Regions from separate parts of the Mus musculus genome. Here region 2 is linked to region 1. A link is a loop called in an ENCODE intact Hi-C map of the cell type or tissue named here. Cell type or tissue: heart. All regions are shown on one strand. Links, peaks and the distances in the headings refer to the core of each region. The heading gives the core; the rest is flanking DNA.

Evidence for each region. A loop is a pair of places that touch in the nucleus more often than their neighbours do. Peaks named below come from ENCODE experiments on the same cell type or tissue, not always from the same donor. Only the 100,000 strongest peaks of a DNase experiment are listed, where the experiment ranks them.
Region 2: it touches region 1 in a loop (7-fold over the local background); 4 of 42 quality-filtered maps call a loop at or near these places.

What each region holds. Positions count from the first base shown.
Region 1 is chr12:32,766,116-32,771,500 of GRCm38, forward strand. Gm40376 (predicted gene, 40376) reads left to right here. Exons shown (of 3, transcript NR_168680.1): 2 at 3,938-4,036; 3 at 4,675-5,333. Among named protein-coding and RNA genes, the nearest start is that of Gm40376, 44 kb to the left of the region's middle. In heart, for the core only: no CTCF peak of the experiment used is centred there; a DNase peak (open chromatin) is centred at 2,416; H3K27me3 peaks cover 398 bases.
Region 2 is chr12:32,676,964-32,682,348 of GRCm38, forward strand. No RefSeq gene overlaps it. Among named protein-coding and RNA genes, the nearest start is that of Gm40376, 45 kb to the right of the region's middle. In heart, for the core only: no CTCF peak of the experiment used is centred there; DNase peaks (open chromatin) are centred at 1,158 and 1,968.

The sequences.
Region 1 (5,385 bases), core at 180-5,179:
TGCTTGCAGAGGATGCCCTCAGGGACTGCTGGAACCAGAGTGAGATGATGTTGCAATGGGCTCAGATCAGTATAAGAGATGGCAGGTCATAGGCAGTGCTGTGCAAATGAAAATTCTGCCCAGAAACCAGATCCACAAGATGCCTTCACCCTCGATGCCAATCTGGTTCCTTAATGAAAAGGGATTTGTATTTTTGTTTCAGCTCTTGAGATCTAATTTGACTTTCTTTTGTCAACAGCAGAAATGCTGCTGCTTCTTTCTTTCTTTCTTTCTTTCTTTCTTTCTTTCTTTCCTTCTTCTTCTCCTCCTCCTCCTCTCCCTCCTCCTTCTTCTCCTTCTTCCTGTTTAGAATCGAGTTGTATCTGTGTGTGTTTCTTACCTTCTAAGCTAGACTATTCATTCTAAAAGGCACCAAATATACTATGACTATCCATCGGGGACATGACACTGCTCTCTACCTAGCAGAAGATGAATGAATAGAAAAATGGCTGGTCACATCAACAAAGGCACAGAGATGAGACAGGAGGGTGATAGAGTAGGATTAACACAGCACTTCCCAGGTTCTGACAACATAGTTCTCCCTAAAATAATTATGCAGTCGAGTCAACTATACAGCAATGCAATCTGTGTCCCCATGACGTAACTCAGATCTTTATCAATACTGCAGAAGTACTGAGATGACCTGCCGTGAAGAAACCTAGAATTTCTCAAAACTGTTTGCACACTTATGCTTTCTGTTGTTAACCATCACCAACACCTGCTCTCTGGCACATTGGCAATAAGCTGTTTTGGAAATGTATAGCCCAATTCAGCATGCAAGGAGCTTTGAAATCAGCATGGGAGATACTTGCTCCCTCCCCAATTCTCTTGGGCTGGGGTGCAAAGTGGAGAGTGTTTCTCTGCTGTTGAACTACCTCTTTCTGCAAAACAAGGAAATATGGAAACTGTTGCACTGCTGGAAACTCCCCTGCAGGACCCTCAGGGCCAGGCCTTGGTGAACTGAGTTCTGCTCTCAATCACGTTTTTCTACAGTCTGCTCACAAATGGCAAAGGAGTCCACACACATTCTTGTTGGCTATACCAAAGCAAGATGGGGGGGGGATTTTAAAACAGAGGGGTTTTTATTCTTTAATATTGGTGTGTATGGAGGTGGGCAACATCTCTCCTTCCATGAGTTTCTAGGATTAAACTCAGTTTATCAGGCTTGTGCAACAAGTACGTTTAGCCACTGAACAGTCTCGCCAGGCCCAAACCATGAGACTTTGATCCTTACGCAAAAGTCTAATTTCACTTCAGAATCACTTGCCATCTGGCAAAAGGTTGAGTGAAATTTCTAATGAAGGTTCAAGTCAAATGTGAATGACTAAACCAGAAGAATCCCCCAGTATATGGCCATCTCCTTTGTGTAGTACCAACAAGAGGTAAAAAGTTGGTGCTTTGATGCAGCAAACCTGCTCTATCAGGCCCCTGTACCTCCTTTCCTAGCCAAAGCCACTCCTCTGATGCAAGTTCCCTCATCTGTCATGGGGCAATAGCATGCACTTAGAAGTACTGCTGTTGAAATTCTGACAATATGTTGAAAATGCCAAGGACAATACCTGACATGAATAAGAACCATCTTCCAGACTAAATCTACTCAACAAGACTCTGCCAGGGGATCTATGAGAGCAAAGGCTTATAAAATAGGCCTGGTTTCAATAATGTGACATTAATTCAGTCACCCTTTTATCCTGGAAAGGGCATTAATTTCACTAACGTACAAGCAACGCAATGTTAGGTTACACACAAGCAGTCAGGATCATTCCTTCTCAGGGTTTAGTTTCACTGGAGCAAGATGACTTAGAAGGGTAAAGCAACCCCACACTACAGAACCATCCGGACTCTGGCGAGCAGTGTTAACAGAGCAGAATAAAAAATGAATGGAATGTTTGTGCTGGAACTTTAATAAGAATTTAGCTAGTTTCTACACTACCGGCACTGAAGGCTATTGCCTCCCAGATGGAAAGTTGATCTTGATCTTTTTTGGCTCTGGGTCCATCCTCCCTTTAGGAAAGTTAGACTCTCTTATGCAAACTGTTGCTCACAGGTGAAAGTGCTCCGTGCTACTTCCCTCAGTTTGAGGTGTCAGGAAAGACTCTTGGGGGCAGTTCTATTCCACATGACCTAGTGGAGAACTGAAGACCCTTCAGGTGACTCTAGAAGTTACACAGAGTCCAAGACAGGTCTGGACCCAGGCACACACACCCCCAAAGCATGTTCTGATGGAATTGGAAGTGCCAGTGACCTTGAAGCATTTGCTTGTTTACTCAGAATGCTTAGGAGCTGCCCCCTCCACTGTGTTGCCCTGTACATTGTCCCATGCCCTAAGCTTGGATCATACCCAACTATCCAAATAATCTTGACGCCTTTTTCTGGGGAGTGGAAGACTGGCAAGCCACCAAGCCCTGGGTGAGGTGCCAAAGTCCTTGTTATGTAAGAAACCTGGTTGCCACCCTCATGAGAGTGTGGGAGTTTCATAATGCTGTGTCATTCCCCTGGTAGAAGTGATGTGTGATTTGGCAGTTTCTAAAAGCAAAACCAGAATATCATGAAGACAGGGTCTCAGTCAGATCTGCAAAAACAAAAATCCATTTCCTTGATTTCTAACCAATGTGCCCAGAACATTATTTTCAACTAAGAGTCTCAATGTCCAACCTGTTAAGACTGTCTATAACTTATTCAAGCTGGTTTATATTTTGAAATTAGGGAGCCTTGACTAATAAACTGGAAGAGATTTGTAGGGAGCACCTCAAGCAACTAACAACAGTATCTATGACGTCCATTGCAATTCTTGGCATCATGCCAGCATTTCAGGCTTCTCATTCCCTCCACCTGACTTTTTGAAACAAATACTATTACTCCTCCATTCTACAAAAAGGGAAACTTGAACACAAATTGGGTAGGTCCCCCTAATCCTGAGTCAAAAGAATCTCCCCTCTTCTTCAAGCTGCCCATCCTGGAGCTCAGAGACGTGGGATCCAGTTCTCATCTCCCTTTCTCCTTCCTTACTCTCAATTCCAGTCCCTCTCCCTCCCTTTCCTCCTTCCCCCTTCTCTGCCTCTTCTCACATCCAGTAAATCATTAAACTCTATCTTGCTAAAGCTGATGGATATTTTAATCAGTCACCACCCTTTACATCTGTAGAACGTGTCATAGAAACTCTTTTTCTGAGATGCACATCAACAATGTTAATTCCTATTTTATAAAGGACATTAGTCATTTGGGCACTATACCCAAACCCTTGACTGTGTTGAAGAAACTTCTCTGTGTGTCCTGATGAGAGTTGCTCACATGTTTCCTTCTCTCTGTGTAATGTACAACTTGACTACCAGACCTGGATTTAGCAGCCCAGTTGTTCCAGCCCTGAGATGCCAAGTCTGTATCTGTGAAGAAGACAAGAGAGTTGGGATATTAGCTATCGTGGCTAGTAGCCGGGATCTATAAGGAGTTATTTCTACTTGTGGTAATATTAGAAACAGAATCCAGTTGTGTAAGGTCCACAGCTTCCATGCCTGCCCATTGTTCTCACTTGTCTCCTGAGATCTAGGGCCAATTAGACATTTGAGATTGAGTATCTCTCTTAATTATTGAAGAAAACCACAAATTCCATCATTAATGAGAGGTGGGTATTTGGCAATCAAACAGAAGCTGGTAGATAAAGGAAGCCCAGACTCAAGTATTTCCAGTGCACATGAGGTGTAATGTGTCCATTGAACGCACGTATTTTTGGAAACTATCCTGCCACCCTAGAACGATGAGAACATTGGAGGCAATGGGCTTCTTTTCTCTGAGAATATAAAGGAAGGGAACAACAATCTTAAGTAACCAAACTATGATCTTATGCCTTGGACTGAACCTAGGGACCTTCAACATCTGTGCAAATGTTTGTCTCTTTCAGAAGCCGTACTCAAGAGCTGAAAACCAGAAGCGTTGCTTGATACTACAGATCACCAAGTCACCTCACTGGTTGGATTCACAGCTGTGCTGCGATTTGTGTGTGTGTGTCTAAAAATGAAAAAAGTTTCATTCCTGTATCTGCAAGCCTTACAAAGAGCCTGGCTCTTATCCAATAAATCCTTATGAAATCAATGAAAGTGAAAAACCCACTTTCTTCTTACTTTGAACAAACAAACAAGAAAGAAAGAAACAGCAGCAACAACAAAACCCCTATATCAATAGTTCCACTCCCTGTGCAGCTCTTAGTTCATGATCAACAATGCAGACTTTTCCAAATGTCTGTGATCTAGGCAGGTAATCCCAGGACTCCTATTTTATGAGGAGAATTTCAGACTTTCGGCTCCTACCAGATGTATCCCACAGCCCCTCACCAGGTCAAAATGCACATTCTGATGTCATCTCCTAATCTGAAGGTCTCAGTAGCTTATTCAGAGCTTTCTGGTGCCTTCCATGTTCCTAGTCTGGATTTAAGTCTAGATTCCCCATTTCCTAACTGTGTAACCATACAAATTGCCCCTCTCTCTTCTAGTTCCTCATCTGTTATGTGGGTATAAGAATAGTTCAGTTTTAAACATTATCTTATCCAAATAGTATACAGCATCGTACTTGCCTGGGTCTCTTGTTTTTTGGCTGGATAAATAATAACAAGCTTCCATCTTTGCTCTTGTGTATTCACAGTTTCAAGAACGTCCACACACGTGAGAAAGCCTGGCGATTCTCAGTCTTTGAACAGTATGTGCATCAGACTGGTGCTTAGCTGAATCCTTCTACCCTTTTGCCCTTGGTCCATGCCGTTTCCAGAATACTGCATCTGATGTTCCAGAGAGATAGGAAAATGGCCAGTTAGATCTTTATCACAGTCTGCTCTCACATTAACTGGTTGACCTCTGTTTCTCTTTGGTGTTTGTCCCACTGGTTCTGCACAAACATCTCCCTTTTAGAACACAGTGAACTATATCAACAATTCTGTTCCATTCTTTACTGCATCTACTAAAAGGGACAGAGAAATTTTTAGAAAATAACCAGAAATTGAGGGCTGTCTGCCTTTTGGTTTAAGGTGGTGAGTCGCAACCTTTCTAATGCTGCAACCCTTTAATACAGTTACTCATGTTGTGGTGACCCCCGATCATAAAATTATTTTCACTGCTACTTCATAACTGTAATTTTGCTACTGTTACAAATTGTAGTGTAATATCTGTGTTTTCCAGTGCTCTTTGGCAATACTTGTGAGAATGTCATTTTATGCCCAAAGGAGTCATGACCTACAGGTTGACAATCATTGCTTTAAGCAGTTATCCTTACTTTTGTCCTAAATAAACTAATGTTTCTACTTCTAACATTTATCCACAGAAGTACATGTATAACTGCAAAACTATGTATATAAATGTT
Region 2 (5,385 bases), core at 53-5,052, 89 kb before region 1:
CAGTCCCTAGACCCAGGGAAGGGCTCTGGGAATGCAGAGGTCGTCTGTCAAAGATGTGGTCTTGTGCAGACACAGGCACAGCCTTCCTCCCCATTGTCTGGTTCTCACATTCTTTCTACACCCTGTTCTATGATGCTTCCTGAGTCCTGGAACAAATAATAAAAATGTCCCCTGTTTAGGAATGGCTGTAAAAGTTATGTATTCTCAGCTATGAGTCTCTGAAATCTGTTTTTCTGAACTATGTCTTTTGCCCATTTCTTCAGTGAAGAATTTGATCCTTTGTTACAGAATGTTTTAGCAAATATTAAACTCTAGAAATATAAGTCATGAAACACAAGTTCCCCAATGAAGGAGCTAGAGAAAGTACCCAGGGAGCTGAAGGGGTCTGAAGCCCCATAGGAGGAACATCAATATGAACTAACCAGCACCCTCAGACCTTGGAACTATACCACCAATCAAAGAAAACACATGGTGAAACTTGTGGCTCTAGCTGTATATGTAGCAGAGGATGGCCTAGTCAGTCATCAATGGGAGGCGAGGTCCTTCGTCCTGTGAAGTCTCTATGCCCCAGTATAGGGGAATGCCAGGACCAGGAATGGGAGTGGGTTGGGGAGCAGGGGGAGGGGGAAGGGATTTTGGGAGGGGAAACTAGGAAATGGGATAACATTTGAAATGTAAATGAAGAAAATATCTAATAAAAATAAATAACTAAATACTATTTTTCAAAAAAAAATATACATCATTTCCATATCTTATGTTTGATAAGTTCTTTCTTTAGAAGTATGTATATATTTAAATCACATATATTTATATTTAAATCATTTTTATCCATTTAAAATCACTTATTTTAAAAATTAAATATACAAAAATATGTTTTGTGAGAACAAAAAGGAAAAGAAAATGTTTTGTAGGCTGCAGAGAGAACAGGAGACATTTTATTTTAGCTCTTGGCAGCATCTCTTTTGACCTTTATAATTTGATACCTGTCCTTTTTCTTAGGAATCCCCACCAAGTCACCAGTGAATGGCCTGGTCTAAGCAACTGAAGGTCATCCTGGCCTCCTGCTTTGTCCTTGTATCTTTGGCACATGTGCCTGTGCTGGGTCACTGGATCCAGGAAATAAATGAAGAGTTACATGCACTACTAATTTTCTCTCCTTGTGGCCTCCCCGTGATCCAGCAAAAATTGGAAGAATGATGCACCCAGAGGCATGACCAGTCTTCCCTTCTAAATATAAATGCAGAGACACTAAAAATAAGCAGTGTTAAAGGTGAGTTTCATTGGTTCCTGAAATGCCAGTAAACTAAGGGTAGAAAAAGATCTTACAAAGAGCTGGGAAGGAACAGGTGGCTGCCTGTGTCTAACTGGGCTTTACAAAGTGCAGAGAAACTGTCTTGGGACTGCTGAATACTTGGGAGATATTTATTTTCAGAAGTTGAGCTCAGGGAGGACAGTATGGAACTAGGTCTCTCATTGTCTAGTATGCATGCACCAAGGTGCTTAAGTTTTAGTGAGCCCACCTTAGGAAACCAGGGTTGAGAGATGAAGGAATGAATATAAGTAATTAATCTCCCAACCACTAGGTAATCAGTGATATGTCTGAAGCTAAGTGTAGTAGCATCTGCCTGTCATCGCACTTGAAAATTAAGGCAAAATCAGGAGATGTTGAAGGACAGACTGAGTTCAATATGAGAATATGAGCAAAACATGTAACAGCTCAGAGTTCATAGTCAATCAGAGGTCTGTGTTCATCTCATGGGGCCACTATATGTTTGGACAAATGAATGAGAAGTTATTTCCCTGTTCTTAAGGTGAAGGGTGGTGGTAATGGTGTAGGAATCTAGGTGAGAAAAGAAGGAACAGCAGCAAGCTCTTAAACAGAGTCTCAGGGGTAAATGGAACCAGGAGTACAGCCAATAGGTTGAGACTTAGGCCAGGATCATGTCAACACCTAACTTCACAAGCTGCATCGTGTGTCAATGCCAACAGATAGTCAAGCTCAGACTGTATACAAACAAGCCTGGAGTGACTGGATTCAAAAAGTCCACAGATGACAGAGAAGAAAGCTTGCATAATTCAGGCACTAGCAGATCCTGGAAAACTCAAGTGATGTAACCAGTTACCAGGCAGAGGCAATGCAAAGAATAGAGACATAATAAATATCTGACCTTGATATTAAGTCACTTCCTTCCTCTCCACCTCTCAAACAAATACACTCCCATACCCAACTGCAGACTTCCTCTGAATAGTTAACATGCTCTTTCTCTTGTGATTTTCTTTGTATTATTCGCTTTACCTTTAGTACCATTAATTCTCTCATTATTTAAAAACAAAGCTTTTGACTTGTTTAACAATTAAAACATTTTTATTTTTAGGGCTGACAAATTCAGTAGTTTCTGTTTATGTCCCAGGGACTGTGTTAGGTGTTGTGGATACAGTATTCAAATGTCTGTGAACAAAACAGACAGGGCCCCTGCTCTTGTAGGAGACAGACAAAAAGTAAATAGCAATAAATACTTATGTTCACACTGTGCTAAGTGGTAAGAAGGAAATGATGGCAGCATGAGAGAAAATAGCAGAAGAGCCTAGACTATATCAAGGATGTTAGGGAATGGGGCTCTGCTATCTGCCCTGGGAGTTGCTTCTTGGGTAACTCATGGGTCTGGCCGATGGAAGCAATCATTTCCCTGTGTGCTTCAAAGACAGACCTTCCAGGTTTGATTTGACACAAGTCTTCCAGAATTCATTGTTTACATATCCAGGCCTCTGATCATGAGACTATTGGATCCTTCAGGTCGAGCAAGACAAAGAAAATGCACGTGGAATCTGGGGTCAGACCATCTGACGAGTCTCAGTATTCTATTTCAAACCTAGTATGTTTAGCAAATAATCTCATCTCATGATTTTGGCTTGGGTTCTCTGGAAGTAGAGTCTGAGGAATGAAGGCTGTGTGTAGGTTATTCATATGGGAAGACCTCCCCAGGACTAGGAGTAGGGAAGAGAAGTGAATGGGGGCAGAAGAATAATAACCATGCAAATATACACTAGTGAACTGGCTGTCACTACAAGGCAACAGATTATTGGGCCTTGGAGGAAACCTGCTAAAAGGGTCTCAGATGACTGTGGGACGCACTATCTGTTGGCCCATTTCTAAATCATGTGATATTTGAGGTTTCAGTGGATACTGTAAATTCTCATATAACATATGATAGATAGCCCAGGACAGGAAGTAGGAGTATAGACCAGAGCCAGGAACATTAAATTGTCCCTAAATGAAGCTCAACAAACCTGTGTGGAACAACGTAATGATACAGCAACTGAAACAAGAAGAGGGATTGGAAAGACTCAAAACTGAGATATTTGATGTCCTCATCTGCAAACTAGTGATTATAGCAATGCTGGCTGTTGTCATGATTTCAATATGAAATTATGCCCACTCCCAATACTTACATTAATGCTTGCCCCTCAAGATCATGGTTCTGTTGAGAGGTGAGTAGATCCTGAAGTTGCCAACTTCATCAGTGGTGATCCACTGATGAGTGCATAACTGGATGGGCTATTGGGAGGTGGAGCCTGGGTAGAGTAAATAGATCACTGGGATGGGCCATTGAAGGGATGTCTTGTCCCCTGTCATTTTTGGCTCTCTTTCTCTGCTGCCTGGCCACAAGTGGTTTCTTCTGCTGCACATTTTTGACATGATGGACTGTTTCACCATGGTGTAGAAGCATACAGTCAGGAGCTTTGGACCAGAACTTCTGAATCTACCATGAATCTGTCCTCCTTTAAGGAGCTATGATGGCTACTTTTGATTGTCAACTTGACTATATCTGGAATTAAGTAAAATCTAAGCGGTTAGGTATACCTATGAAAGATTTTTCTTAATTAAATCATTTGAAGTGGCGAGACCCACCTTTTGTCTAGATCTTTTTGAGGTGGGATGATCCAGCTTTAATCTGGGCCACACCTTTTACTGTGAACGTCCATAAAGGACATGGAAAAGGGAAGCTTGCTCTCTTTGCCTGCCTGCTCTCACTGGAAAAGTAATTCTTTCTCTGGCATAAGAGCCTATTTCATGAGTGTACTGGCTGGTTTTGTGTGTCAACTTGACACATGCTAGAGTTATCACAGAGAAAGGAGCCTCAGTTGGGAAAGTGCCTCCATGAGATACAACTGTAAGGCATTTTCTCAAATAGTGATCAAGGGGGAGAGGCCCCTTGTGGGTGGGACCATCTCTGGGCTGCTAGTCTTCGATTCTATAAGAGAGCAGGCTGAGCAAGCCAGGAGAATCAAGCCAGTAAAAAACATCCCTCCATGGCCTCTGCATCAGCTCCTGTTTCCTGACCTGCTTGAATTCCAGTCTTGACTTCCTTGGTGATGAACAGCAGTATGGAAGTGTAAGCTGAATAAACCCTTTCCTCCCCAACTTGTTTCTTGGTCATGATGTTTGTGCAGTAATAGACAATGAGGATTCTTGCATATACTAAAGACCAGCTGAAACATCCAACCTCGTGGATGAACTACTACTGGATTCTTGAACCTTCTGATGGTAGACAGCCATTTTTAGACTACCTGATCCACAGCCTGTAAACCATCTAATAAATTTCAGGAAGAAAAAAAAAAAGATCAAAAAAATCTAATAACTGGTATAAATCTTTGTTCTGCTTGTTCCCTTGTTAACTACTCTACTTATGGACATGGCTTGGCCATTAATCCTTTGATTCATAGCCTCACCAAAGGACCCTTGCTTGCTTAACTGCCAACTTAGCTATGTAAAACAGGGAATAAATTCTCGTAAACTACTAACACTAAGAAGATAATATAACTCCCTGCCCTGAAATGAATCCTCAATCTGTTTCTCTAAGAGAACCCTGACTAATACAGATGCTTATCTCAGGCATGTTGTTCCAGCAATGGAAAGAGATTAATCTCTTAGGCTTTGTTGTGGGGTATCTACCAGAGATGACAACTCAGACATAGGTTCAAGCCAATAGAAAGTCTATGATCTAGCCAGAAACTGCACTGGGTGTTCAGAATCCCCGTTTAGCCCAAGCCTTTCTCAGGGTAAGCTTGTAAACACAAAACTCTACCCTGGGTTGACACATCTCAGTTAGCAAGAACAGTTAGCCAGAAACAGAATTACAGAAGCCAGAGAGCAAGGTCAGTACATTTAGCGACTTTCTCGGAACTCTGGACTTTGTTGGATTAGGTCTTTGTTTTCCTGTTGGCAGGTGGTGCTGTCTGCATGCTGGGTTCATGGCCTGTGTGTCATTGTACTAAAATCTAGGAGGCCACTAAGGTCTGGGACCTGTCATATTCCTCACTGGTTCTATGGGCATGAATCAGATTGTGGACTCATCTAGAGGCAGGGGATTATATTGTCTTCTT